Linked DNA regions of Mus musculus: region 1 is linked to region 2. A link is a contact called in ENCODE POLR2A ChIA-PET data. All regions are on one chromosome and are shown on one strand. Each heading gives the region's core, a stretch centred on a gene start or an enhancer-like site at or near the end of the contact. The rest is flanking DNA. Distances are from core to core; before and after follow the strand shown. Region 1 holds the start of Ddx3x (DEAD box helicase 3, X-linked). Region 2 holds the start of 5730405O15Rik (RIKEN cDNA 5730405O15 gene).

The links. ChIA-PET counts read pairs that join two places held with the same protein, here RNA polymerase II (POLR2A).
Region 1: POLR2A ChIA-PET joins it to region 2 with 11 read pairs in embryonic stem cell. The contact joins the promoter of Ddx3x here to the promoter of 5730405O15Rik in region 2. POLR2A ChIA-PET finds 5 or more read pairs at or near these places in 3 of 5 experiments (Patski and embryonic stem cell).

The regions. Positions count from the first base shown.
Region 1 is chrX:13,276,436-13,282,946 of GRCm38, reverse strand. Ddx3x (DEAD box helicase 3, X-linked) reads right to left here and starts at 1,925. Exons shown (of 17, transcript NM_010028.3): 1 at 1,790-1,925. The coding sequence starts at 1,834.
Region 2 is chrX:13,036,416-13,043,548 of GRCm38, reverse strand. It overlaps 5730405O15Rik (RIKEN cDNA 5730405O15 gene), which reads right to left and starts at 1,534. Exons shown (of 3, transcript NR_038158.1): 1 at 1,440-1,534.

The DNA.
Region 1 (6,511 bases), core at 676-3,175, 240 kb before region 2:
TGAAAAACAGGAAGAAAAAAAAAAAAACAGGAAAGTTGGAACTGTTACGTTTTAAGGAAATGTTACTCGATAAATCTGTGCCGATACTTGCAAACTACTAGTATCGCTAAGCTCCCTGAAAACAGAAAGCAGATGTAACCTCTTTGTCATTAGAAAAAATGTTGCCATGCCTTGATACTGTAACTACCGTTTAAAGCCGCGTTTATTAAAATCTGAGTTTTGGTTTTTTTTTACGAGTTTTTTAAATGTGCTCTGGTTTGCCTGCAGTGTGAGGGTGTCTGATCTCCTGGAACTGGAGTTACACAGGCATGACCTGCCACGTGGGTGCTGGGAATTGAACCCAGTCCTCTTAACGGATGAGCCATCTCTCTAGTCTACGTAGGTTTTTTTTTTTAATCATTTGACATTAATCGAAGCAACAAAGTTGCCAAATGCACTGTTGGTACTCATTACAAACTTGAACCACTCCGAATTCCTAAGCTTTCGAAGTTAAATCCACTACCAACTTATGAAAGGCTCTTGGAAATATAATTTCCAATATAGTTCAACAATAGTATCATTTTAGTATAAGTATCATTTAGAATGGAAAATGTTACCAGTGTCCCTTAAGTTACAATGTGTCACAACATGGAAGATTTACTGTAGCAGGTCATAGGTCAGGCAGAAGGCACCAGACCCTCATCTCCTTGGCCTCTAAATCTAGAAATGGAGTCTCGATTAAGTAATCAGAAACCAGGCCTGACCAATCTCCCAATTTTACTTCGATGGCAGCAACAAGTTATCTGTTGCCATATTCTGGGCATTTTGCCTCTAGAGGATCCCAGAGTGGGCCATCACTCGCAAGGCGCGTGGTCCTCCCTTGCGCCCAGGTAAAGGGCGGGCGTGCCCGGCTCGGGCCGCGCGGTCGTTTCCTGGAGCCTAAGGCTGAGCAAGGGCCGCGCCGGGTGGCTCGCGTCACCGCCAAGCCCGGCGCAAGTGCGCACGCAGCGGCCCTGGCCTCCCTCCCCCTCCTCCCCCCGCCCAATCCGCCCTGAAATTTCTGCGTCACAAAACTTTCCACTCGGGAACCGCGGCCTCCCCTGCCGCGACGCACCGGGCCGGCGGGGCCGAAGCAACCCAGCTGGCTTGCAGGCGAACCCGCTGGCGGGCAGACCCGGGGGGATGGGGATGGGGGTGGGGGGGCGACCGCGCAGCACCGCCGGCCTGCGCCACACAAAGGAGGCCGCCGCCATTAGCCCGCGCAGAGGCCAGCCCCCCTCCCGCGGCGCCCCCTCCCACATTCCAGCGCCGCGGGGCCACTCGGCCAGCCCGCGCGCCGCCGCCAGCTCCCTAATTTCCAAACCACAGCCACTGGGGCCATGGAAGCCCAAAGCCCCGGAAATCCGGGGCCAAAACCATCCACCCGGGCCCCGCCACGCCACGCGGGGCAATCTCCCCCCCCCGACCGCCCCGATCCCCACCTGCGGGTCACTAATCAACCAGGGGACGCGCGTGCGCCCGAATGCGCGCGCCCCCTCCCCCTCCGCTCGCCTGCGCACAGACACAAAAGCCGCCATTGTGCTCGGGCCAGGGACAATACCGCGCACCGAGCCGAGCCGGAGGAATCACCGGCTCTAGCACTCCCCCCGCAAGCATCCAGTCCCTCCAGAGCCCCTAGCCACTGGCCACCCGCCGGCCCGAGCCGTCCAGGGAGACGGGAAGGCAAAAAGCAGAACTTAAAGAGCTGCGCCACAAGGCAGGCTAGGGCAGGGGGCAAAGTGATGCAGCGACCCCCGCGGCTCAGGCTCACCTGCTGGTCCAGCCCGAGCGCATTTTCCACTGCCACATGACTCATCCCTGAAGAGTACCGAGAAATCGGAGTCTTCCGCTGCTGAGCAAAGGCTGCCTCTACCGCAAAGGCCCTCTCACGGGAGAACTGCGGCTTTGAAGCGCACCGCGCGGCCACCGACCTTATATACCGACTCGGAGGACTGCTACGTCAGCACGTAAGACGTGTGCCCTCCTCTCCCGGGCGGCCGGCCACTGCCGTTAGGAGCTCTGCCTGCTTACGGTGCGTTGCTCGGCTGAGTCCCGTGAGATTTCCTAATCAGTCCAGTTACCCGCGTCCTCGTCGGCTCATAAAGAAGCCTTGGGTATATGTGGTTCTGGTTCTCCTGGGTTTGCTATCCCCTGGTCTCCACCGGTCCCCTAATCTTACTGTTTTCTCGAGATCTCGCGAGAAATGATTGCTGACCGTCCTCTAGCCTTAAGGCCCTAAGCTTTAAACTAGGTTGATTGGCTGCTCCTCCCCTGTGTACCCAGTTTTCGTCCTTCTTTCTAGCACTCGTCCCTTCCTCTCCGTCCCCGGGCGTGGAGATGATGCAGTGGGCTTTGTCTGGCCTAACTAATGAGCCCTGGCTCTGCGTGGAGGGCAGTGGGATCACGTGACCGTGGGTGTCCAGCAAGGTGGCCATCTTGTGAAGAAGGGAAACTCGCTTGACTAGTGCTGGGAATGGGAGGGAGGGACGGGAAAACTGCGGGAGGGCGGGGAGGAGAAAGGGGGAAGGGAACTAGAAATGAGAAGCAGAAAGGTGGAAGGCTGCATGGTGACCCGAGTCCATCTGAGCAGGGACTGTAGGGGATGTGCGGGTTGCTGTAGGCTTCAGATCGCCGTTGCCTATAGATAGCATCACTCCCACAGCCCCACTCTGAAGGAACAATAAAACTATCTCACGCGAATCTAGAGCCGGCAATCCAGGACCCTCCCGGGACCCGGAGCCTCTCTCGTTTGTGAAAGAGTCACTTATTGTAGGCCCCTGTGTCCTTCCGCGTGGCATTCCTGGCACCAGCCTGTGGCTGTTGGCACAGTAAGGGACCCCAGGGAGGCGAGAATGTGTGACTGGACACAACCTGTGTCTCCCTGACCGAGATAACTTGCCTCAGGCCTCTCTCTCCACTAGACAGAATATGGAGGAAAAAGGGGTCTGTCATCAAACGGGCCGATTCTGGTGGACCCCGCTTCTAGGCGGACCACCCCCCAAGACTCAGCTTCAAAAACACATACCCTTAAACAACAAAACCAAAAGAATATATTGAGCCCTCAGCTTTTAGGCAATGGCAGCACACAAGTTACCTAAAAGATACTCCTTTCTGACCCTCAGTTTCACAAATAAAACACAGGACTCAGCACCCCCCCCACCTCAACCCCAAACCCAACCCCCCCACCAGGGGCCTTCTGCTGCCAGAATTCAAACAATTACTTCTCATCACATAGTTTACTGTACAAACTCTTCTACTTTTCCAGTTTGTAAAATTGAAACTGAACTTTTAAAGAGATACGGAAACAATAAAACAATCCCTAGGCAAGTTGCTTTTCGGCTTTTGTTCTCAATTTTCCTCCTCTATAAAAGAGACCACTAGACTTCAAACCCCTGTTGTTTTTACTATTCATTTTGTGTAACAATTGAATGTTGCTTTTCAGTTAATGATGGCAGCTACATTTGAAGCCAACCTAGATGATGATGTGGTTTTGTGTCTACATGGGTATCCAGTGGACCAATTCTCTCATATATGGAATTGATCTAGCACGCCTGGCTCTGTTGACCACATACCAGTAGTCCTCAGCAGTATTAGCACCCTCAGATGCACATATTTCCATAGTGCCCCTTTGAAAACCATTAGACCCAAGGATTCCTATCGTCCTGTGGTGGTTTGAAGAATGAGCCAGCGCACGTATGCATGCGCGCTTGCGCACAAGCAGGCGCGTGCGCCCGCGCGAGCGCGCGCACACAGACACACACCCTCCCACTCCCCCATTCAGGTTTGAATACTTGGTCCTGAGTTGCTAGAACTGTCTAGGGAGAATTAGGACGTATGGCCTTGTTGAAGGAGGTGTGTCACTGGAAGTGAGTTTTGAAGTCTCAAAAGACTCCTGGATCCCAGTCCTCTTTGTGTGTGTGTGTGTGTGTGTCCCCACCTTCTGCTAGTGGTTCAAGATGTGAGCTCTCAGCTGTCCTGCCATCATATATTCTAAGCCTCTGAAAGCATAAACCCAACTGAATGCTTTATTTTATACGTTGCTTTGACCATGGTGTTTTGTCGCAGCAAATCCAAAGAAACTAAGATGGGTTCCTTTCTGCTATGAGATTTGAGGATTCACAAAGCACAGTAGTGAGATATGTTTTTAGTTTTGTTTTAGATTCCTTTTCACATAAATCTAGACAAATAGGAGTCTGTTGTTCAAGAGCTGGAGATTCTGAGCATCACTCCAATTGCTTGCCACGGGGAGGTTAACTGACAACCTGCTTCTGGGCTGTTTTACTTATGTAGACTATATCCACAGGGCACTGTCAGGGGGAATCCCTGCCCCCATCAAATATGCAGCAGGTTCCTATTTTCAATTAGCCCTGCTTCGTATACTTAATTCAAATGACTAGGGTGTTTTGTTAATAAGTTATTGTTGAAATACCAAACGTACAGGAAATTCAGTGTTGGAAAAATGGCTTAGTGGTTAAAAGCCATGCACTGTTCTTTCAAAGGACCCAAGTTACATTTCCAGCACCCACCTCAGGCTGTTTACAACCTCCTGTAACTGGCGCCAGGGGATCTGATACCGTTTTGGCCTCCATAGGCACCTGTAGACATAAACATACGTACACACATAAATAAATTTTAAAAAATCTTTTTTAAATGTACAAAAAAATGGAAAAACAAAAAAGATTCGTCTTCCAACGTATTCACTCTGAAAAGGAATAGTGTGCAGGCTTAGAGCAGCTAAACCTCCCCCCCCCCCCAATGACTGGTCTATTAAGGAGCAATTTACATCTTTTACTGTAAGTAGCTTTCTTAGTGTTCTATTGCTGTGAAGAAACACTATGACCACGGCAACTTTTATAAAAGAATGCATTTAATTGGGGCTGGCTTAAAGTTTCAGAGGCTTAATCCATTATCATCATGGTAGGCAGCATGGCGGCGCAGAGGCAGGCATGGTGCTGGAGAAGCTGAGAGCTCTGCGTTATGATGTTATGATCTGAAGGCAGCAGGGAAAGAACTGGGGTTGACTTTTTTTATTATTTCTTTATTTATTATATTTAAATACACTGTAGCTGTCTTCAGACACTTCAGAAGAGGGAGTCAGATCTTGTTATGGAAGATTGTGAGCTACCATGTGGTTGCTGGGATTTGAACTCAGGACCTTTGGAAGAATAGTCACTGCTCTTAACCACTGAGCCATCTCTCCAGCCCTGGGCTTGACTTTTGAAACCTCAAATGGACACAGAGTTACACACTTCCTTCAACAAGGCCACACCTCCTTATCCTTCTAATCCTATCAAAGACTTCTACTCCCTGATGGCTAAGCATTCAAATATATGCTTATATTTGAATATAATGAAATATATGGGGTCATTCAAATAAGAGTAATAGGCTAAAAATGGTCAGAAATTACTGAAACCAGACTTTTTTCCTACTCACGTTCCTACCTTCACAGGCATTTTAAGTTAACAGCCTGTATTAAAGCAAATATACTATCTGCATCAAGGCCCAGAAACCTGGACCTAAAGGTGTCCTGAGATGGATGAGGAGAAAGCCTGGGAGCTGCAGTTCCTAAAACTAGCAATTAGCTCCCTGCTCTAGGACTTCTAAGCTATGTGAGTGGAGGCAACTCATTTGACCTCTCAGGGCTTTGGAAATACCTACAGAGTTGGAATAAAAGCAGTTGATAGCAGCTAAAATGATAGCTCAGCAGTCAAGGGTACTAACTATTCTTCCCAAGGAGCCAAGTTCGGTTCCCAGCACTCAGCTAGATTCATACCGTCACCTGTATGTAACTCTTGCTACAGGGGATCAAATGTACTCTGCAGGCATGGGCACACACAGCATACAATCACACAGAAATACATACACAGAAATAGAAAAAAAAATTTTTTTTTTGTTTTGTTTTTCAAGACAGAATTTCTCTGTATAGCCCTGGCTGTCCTGGAACTCACTTTGTAGACCAGGCTGACCTCAAACTCAGAAATCTGCCTGCCTCTGCCTCCCAAGTACTGGGATTAAAGGCGAGCATCACCACTGCCCAGCTAGAAATAAATATTTTTTGAAAAGCAGTTACTACAATATCTTTTATTTGCCTGATGTAATTGTCATCTCCAGGGCTTACTGCCTCAGTCTGCTAACTTCAACCTACTCCTGAAAGCTTCTAGCCTCAGTACAATCTAATCTAGGCCTAGAATGTTTTCAGCCTCTGAGACTTGCTGCTGAATAAACGTGCCCTTTCTTGTTCTTTTTGAACTCTATCTGGCTGGTTCAATTCAGCTATTCTGCCTCTAAATGCCTCTCTAAGCTGACCAATTCTGTCTGGCTTCTCTCAGCTTCTCCTGATTGCTCTGCTTGGCCTCATACCAACTTTGGCAATCTGTTCTGATCTTCTGGCTCCTTCTCAGTCTCTGGATTCAGCTGTGTCTAGTTTGTTCTCTCTCTGCAGCCTGTTTCTCTATAGCTGTCCTGGTAAAACTGCCTCCTTCTCTCTCTGCAC
Region 2 (7,133 bases), core at 285-2,784:
AGAAAGGGAAAAGGAGAGAAAAATATTAAACATGTGCCTATTTTATGATCCAGCCATTTTATTCCTATGTATTTGGCCACAAGCAAAGAAAGCATATATCTACATGAAAGAGTTGAATATGAATGTTCAGAGTCACTTTATTTATAACAGCCCCAAATTGGGAAGAACTGGAATGTCCATCAACAAATGAAAGGATAGCCATGTTGTCATACAGCCATACAGGGCAATCTTTAAAAAGGGAGAAAAACTATCTATAGGTATAGTAATATGGATGAATTGCAAGTGAGTTATCATGTGTGAAAGAAGCCAGTCAATAATTATTACTACAAAATTCTAAACAAATTTATTTTGTGATAAGAAGTAGATCAGTAACATGGGTGTGATATGGCAAGCCTGTAATCCCAGCACCTAGGAGGCTGAACCCTGAAGACAGAGAGTTGGAGGCCAGCCTGGGCTACCAGGCAAGAGCTTGAGCCAAAAAAAAAAAAAAAAAAAAGAAAGAAAGAAAAAAGAAAAAAGAAAAAAAAGCCTGAGCCCTGGTTGCCTGGGGTGAGGATAAGGGAGGAATTTGAAAGGAAAATTAGGAAATTTTTGTGGTGATAGATTTGGTCACAGTTTCGGTTGTGGCGATGCTGTAGTGGTGCGTGCGTGCATGTGTGTTCTATGCAATCATATATTTTAAATATATACACATCCTTATAAAGTAATCGCACCTCAGTAAAACCATAGAAACTCCCAGAACTGACTTTATTGTCCTTCCCCTGAAACAGTGCTTCTTTCCTCTTACATGCTATTGAAAGCAGGGAAACAACATGGTTGGCAGGGATATATCTTTTCAAAATTTTTTTAAAGACAAAAAAAAATGAAATAAAATAAAATAAAAAACCAACCAAGAACCTGATTTTCTAAAATGTCTTCCTATTGACCTATTCATTTATGGATTCCCATTCAGTTGAAAAGGCCTACCAAGCCCGCACACATCCTTTCATGGTTGTGATGACGTATGAAAAAAAATACTGTTAGGCCCTGGGCTTCTAGAAAAATGGAGTAAAATGCACTTTCCCCAGTACCACTAAGAACACCCAAAATGCCTAATTTCGATATAAAATAAGGTGGAGGTGAAAAGCAGAGCTATTGAGGGCTACCGGACCTGATGAACACATGACCGTGGGTTTCCATACCTTCCAAACTGGTTTTGGAGAAGCCAGCACCCCAGAAAGAGCAGGCACAGAGAGAGAAATGAAAAACAAAATAAACAAAAATCCCACCCTGCAAGAAAAGTCTGATTTTTCTATCTAGACAGAAAACTTCTGCACAATGACAGCTCCATTTCAGCCAAACACTACAAGGGGGTAAAAAAATCTCAAAAGTCTGTGTGGCCCCACCCTTAAGCAGGAAAAGCTCGAGCCTTCTAACAGTAAAGAGACATTCCCACACACCCCTTGCCTCAGGGAGATAGCAGGGAAGGCAGGAGTCCCAGCGCTGTGGCCTGCGGGGAGGCTAGGGCGCCTCCCATTCCTTGGCTCTGCTGAAACAGCCCGGACTTTCCCCTCCTCCAAGAAGATCCGAGGCGTCCCGCCCCCTCCGCCGACGTCACCCAGCCAGGGGTCTGAACTTTCACCCCCCTTGCAGCGCTGACGAGTTCCTAGCTACCGCCAGATTACTGGAGGCAATGTGGAGGCGCCACAGAGCGCAAGGCGACTGGCGGTTAGCGGCCTAGAATGGAGCCAGCATCCTGTCCCACCCCGCCCTGCCCCGCCAGCCCCGCCCCGCCAGGCAGTCACACGTAGTCCAGGAGCGCAGGCGCAGGTGCGAGCGTGCGCGTGCGCACACGTCAGCAAACGCGGCTCTCGGAATCTGGAACTTAACCCTTCCTTGCCTGTAGCTGGTTAGTTTGAGCTGCGTAGGAGAGACTTGCTGAAACATAGTATTTAACTAATATAACGTCAGTTTTTGAAACATACTCTCCATACTGAGAATCGGGGAATTCTCAGCTTGAGTGGGAAACGACAATTCACTAAGGTGACAGGATTGTTAGAATCAACTGGCAAGGATTTAAAAACAGCTGTCATTTGTAGCCCTTTTTTGTAAGCATGTTTGTTTGAAACAAATGGGGAGGAAAGTCTCAAAACTCAAAATTTTTTGAACTGAAAATTACAATAGCTTACAGGCAAAAAAAAAAATTAGACTCAATAGCAGAATCTAAAAGTCTAGGGGGAAAATCAGAATTGATCCGATTAGAATAGAATTTACTCTATTTAAGCAAGGAAAGAAAGTAGACTGGAAAAAAAGAATAGCCCTTCAGGGACATGGAAGATAATATATTAAAAATCTAAGTTTTTGATCATAAGAGTTTCAAGAGAGAAAGATGAAATTAAAGTAGTAATCAAAGAATGAATGCCTAAAATGTTCTGAAATTTGCCCAAAAGGCATAAACATATAGATGCAGAATATGTGTGTCTGTTGTTTTTTGGGACATAGTTTTTCTGTAGCTCTGGCTGTCCTGGAACTCGCTCTTGTTTGTAGACCAGGCTGGCCTCGAACTCACAGAAATCCAGCCTGCCTCCGCCTCAAGTGCGGGGATTGAACATATTCACCACCACTGTAGGGCAAACCTGAGAAATTTTTAAGCAGGATAAACAACAACAAAAACCTGTGGTTTATCAGAGCCAAGCTTCTGAAAGTTAATAGAAACTAACCTAAGCACCCAGAGGAAAACATGTTCTCTAAAGAGAAAAAATAGGAGAAAGCAAAAACAGTGGAAGAAAACTGCCATGTTTCTCAAGTGCTGAAGAGAAATTTAGTCAGGCATGGTGGGTCTCATATGCCACACTTAACAGTCTGAGAGAGGAGGGACCCTGGGTTTGATTTCCCAGCGTAGCAAATAAGAACCATGATAATCTTGATAAACATAAATGACAGAGAAGTCTTGGCTATCAGGAAGGAAGGAAGAATGACAGAGTAAAAGGGAAGATAAATACAGTAGACAATGTTTCCTCATCTTGGCCTTTTAAAATCATGTTTAACAGTTAAAGCAATAGTTACAGCACAGGCTTTTGTAGTTCTTAATGTATGGAGGAAATCATTAACATAATTACATTATAAATGGGAGAGTGTTAAGTTACTAAAAGAGGTAAGATTTCTACACTTTATTCAAACCGTTAAAATGGAGACTCCAATAGACAAACCTGTGTATGGATAATGGAATGCTTAGACATTGAAAGTACCAGGCACCCAGGACCAGGAATGGGAGTGGGAGGATTGGAGAGCAGGGGGAAGGGGGAGGGGATGGGGACTTTCAGAGGGGAAACTAGGAAAGGGGATAACATTTGAAATGCAAATAAAGAAAATATCTAATTAAAAAAAGGCACCAGGCAAAGACATACGCAGCAGGACATAATGACATGAATCTGTAGTCGCAGCTACTCAAAGCTGCAGCAGGAGAATGACTTGAGCCTGAGAGTTTAGGAGAAATGTCCATTTCTTGAGAGATGGGGAGGGGGAGGTAGAGAGGGAGGCAGGAAAGGAGAGATAAACAGGGAGAGCAAGAATGAGAATAAGAACAAGAAAAACATTCTTGGAATTGTGCTATATCTCTGTAATCCCACAACTCAGGAAGTAGAGGCAGAAGGCTCAGGCACTCAAGGTCATCCTGGGCTACTTTAGGAGTTTAAGGCCAACCTGGGCTACATGAAACCCTATCTGAAACAAAAGAATAAACAAACAAAATATCAAAATATATACAAGGAACGCTATAGCTGAAATAAGCAGGAAATTACAAAATATCTACAAGAAACACAGGAGGAAGGCAGGTGAAGGAGCAAATGAGAGGGTGATGGAGGTGAGGGGGTCAGAGGTAACCCTTTTGTCACCTAGAACACAGTTGATCCTATGCTTTGGGGTGCACTGGAAATGTGGAAAGGAAGAAGAACCCACCAGGCTCTTCCACAGAGCTGTGCATTGGCTAATTGATTCCCAGCAGGGCTGTTTACACTAGGACTCAAGGAAGGCTCTTCTTCAATCCTCCACCACACCAGAAGGGGCTCTCTGCCAAGGCGAGGCTCATCTGACTTCAGCACCGTAAGGGATCCCTGCTGGGGCAGCATGGCATTTCTGTTTTCTGATTACAAAAGCCCAAAGTACCACTGTGTGTGTGTGTGACCTACAGTGCTGGTGAAATGGAATGAAATGGCTTTGAAAAGAGCCTGATACAACTTTGGCAAGAGCTAGAGGCAAACTCAATACATTTGGAGCTCTGCCCTGTTCCAAGTCAGGCACTCTTGGCAAACTCTCCCTTCTAGATATAAAGACCCATTTTAGCAGGCATCTTCGCTCTTTGAGCCACTCAGAAGAAAATGTGAACTGAGCCCTGGAAGCGATCAACTACTGCCCGTTCATGCTATGCCATTTAGGACAGGACAGGCTATCTGGATCCTTCCTGCTAGGAGATGAGCCCCAAATCTGGTGGAAGAGCACCTGCTATGACCTATTGGCCCTATGTTTCTGTCTCCTCCAAACCTTGATCTCCCAGAAGAAAACCCCTAAAGGCTTTCCATATAGTTATTTGTAATTTTTATACTTTTGAAAACAGGGAGCTGGCGAGATGGCTCAGCAGGCAAGAACACTGACTGCTCTTCCAAAGGTCCTGAATTCAAATCCCAGGACCACATGGTGGCTCACAACCATCTGTAATGAGATCTGATGCCCTCTTCTGGTGTGTCTGAAGACAGCTACAGTGTACTTATGTATAATAATAAATAAATATTTTTTTAAAAAATGGAAAGGAGGGGCTGGAGAGATGGCTCAGTGGGTAAGAGCACCCAACTGCTCTTCCGAAGGTCCTGAGTTCAAATCCCAGCAACCACATGGTGGCTCACAACCATCCTTAATGAGATCTGACTCCCTCTTCTGGAGTGTCTGAAGACAGCTACAGTGTACTTACATATAATAAAAATAAAATAAATTAAAAAAAAAGAAGATTTAAAAAAAAAATGGAAAGGAAAGCGAAAGAAAAAGAAAACAGGAAAAATAAGATGGCTTAGCAAGAAAAGGCACTTGCTGCCAAGTCAGAAAACCTGAATTGGATCCCACAAACCCACATGGTGGAAGGAGACTCCCACAAGTTATCCTCTGACTTCCACATTCATACCATGGTGTGTGTGCCCTCACCCAAAAATAAATCTAAAAAAGTTTTTTTTTTAAAAACAAGAAAAATGACCAGGCATTCATTGGTTGTACACACCTTTAATCCCAGCACTCAGGAGGCAGAGGCAGGCAGATTTCTGAGTTCGAGGCCAGCCTGGTCTACAAAGTGAGTTCCAGGACAGCCAGGGCTATAATAAATAAATTAAAAAAATAAAAGGTGGCCAGTACAAGACAAGCCATTCATTATTCCAAATGCCATTTTAATTAGTTTGACACCAAAGCATCTTAATACCTCCAATAGTGGCACTATTACCATCAAATATTAAAATCAGTTTCAGAAAAAAAATTTCGTGTGTGTGTAATGCCTCACATCTGTAACCCAAAACTCAATAGGCAGAGGCAGGAGGATCACTACAAATTAGAGGCCAGCCTGATCTATATAGGGAGTTTCAGACCAGCAATGGTTATATAAAGAGGTAGAGACAGTCTCAAAACAAGACTAAACCAATACAAAAGACTAATGCAGCCACCTCATTTTAAAGACATAATATAGAAATGACCAAACATAGCAGATTCATGGGAAATTGATATTTTTGCAATATAAAGTTTTCCAGTCCATGTTTCCCCACTCCTTGTCAACTTTTTAACATACATGAGTTTCCACACAGATGTTCCTCAGTTCCCCATACTCCTGGAGTATGGCTAATCATATTTTCTTGCCTCATCAGCTGGCTAGGAACTACATTCCAGTGCTCATGAGCTTCTCTGATTTTGTTTTCAAAGCTTTTGATGTTTTCTCTACCATTCTTGTGTCATCTAAGGGAAGCCCATCTCTCAATTGGAGCTTTCAAATGATTTTTCTAATCATGAATGGGTGTATCATATCCTTTAAATGAATTTTATGAAAGTCATCTTTTAAGGCCATTCTGTATTGTGAATGTAGTGAATATCCTTTATTTTCAAATTGTTTAGCAGTCCCGCGTTTCTGAAATAAACATATCCTTTCATATAAAAATACAAGGCAGTCTTTGCCAGCTCTTTCCAGACTGTGTTGTGATGACTCATGGTAGCAACCCACTAGAGCTTTGCATAGTTTTGATATTATGTGCTGGAATTTTGTGACAAATGCCTTCTCAAAGAGCTAGTGATCTGAATCAGAAAAATCTTAAAAATCATAAGGTTGCTTGTTGCGTAAGGGCAGGTATGTCTGTCTGTTCAATTTAAGATCAGATCCACAATTTTCCAGCCTTTTCTTATGGATATAGTTACAATTACTTTTTCTCACGCATTGATACACACACATAACAAAGCACACACACACATGTATAATCTCCATCATCTATATGATATGTCCTCCTTTATTCTCAATAGCAATTGTGTTTCTCTTCTTTACTTTTCTCCTTGATCAGTCTACCTAGAGGGTTATCCATTTTATGAATAGTTTCAAAGAGCCAGCATTAGGTTTATTGATCTTTGTATTATTTGTCCATATTCTATTGTTTATTATTGTGTATATATGATGTGTGGGGAGCGCACACATGCCTTGGAGCATGTGTGGAAGATAACTGTGTGGAGTCAGCTCCCTCCTTCCACCGTCACATGGGCTTCAGGGACTGAATTCAGGGCATCAGGCTTGTGCCATTGCCCCACTGAACCATCAGCCCCCATTTTCTATTTAGTTGCTTTCAGTTGGCAACTTCACTCCAGGTTTAATATGTTCTTATTCTAGCTTTTTATTTATTTTTTTTTTGAGATTATAATATAATTAATCCTTCTCCTCTTCCCTTTCCTCCTTTCAACTCCACCCTCCCATTGCTGCTCTCTTTCAAATTCATGTCCTTCTTTTCTTTAATTGTTGGTAATGTGCCCTGCAGTGGTGGCGCACGCCTTTAACCCCAGCACTTGGGAGGCAGAGGCAGGCGGATTTCTGAGTTGGAGGCCAGCCTGGTCTACAGAGTGAGTTCCAGGACAGCCAGGGCTACACAGAG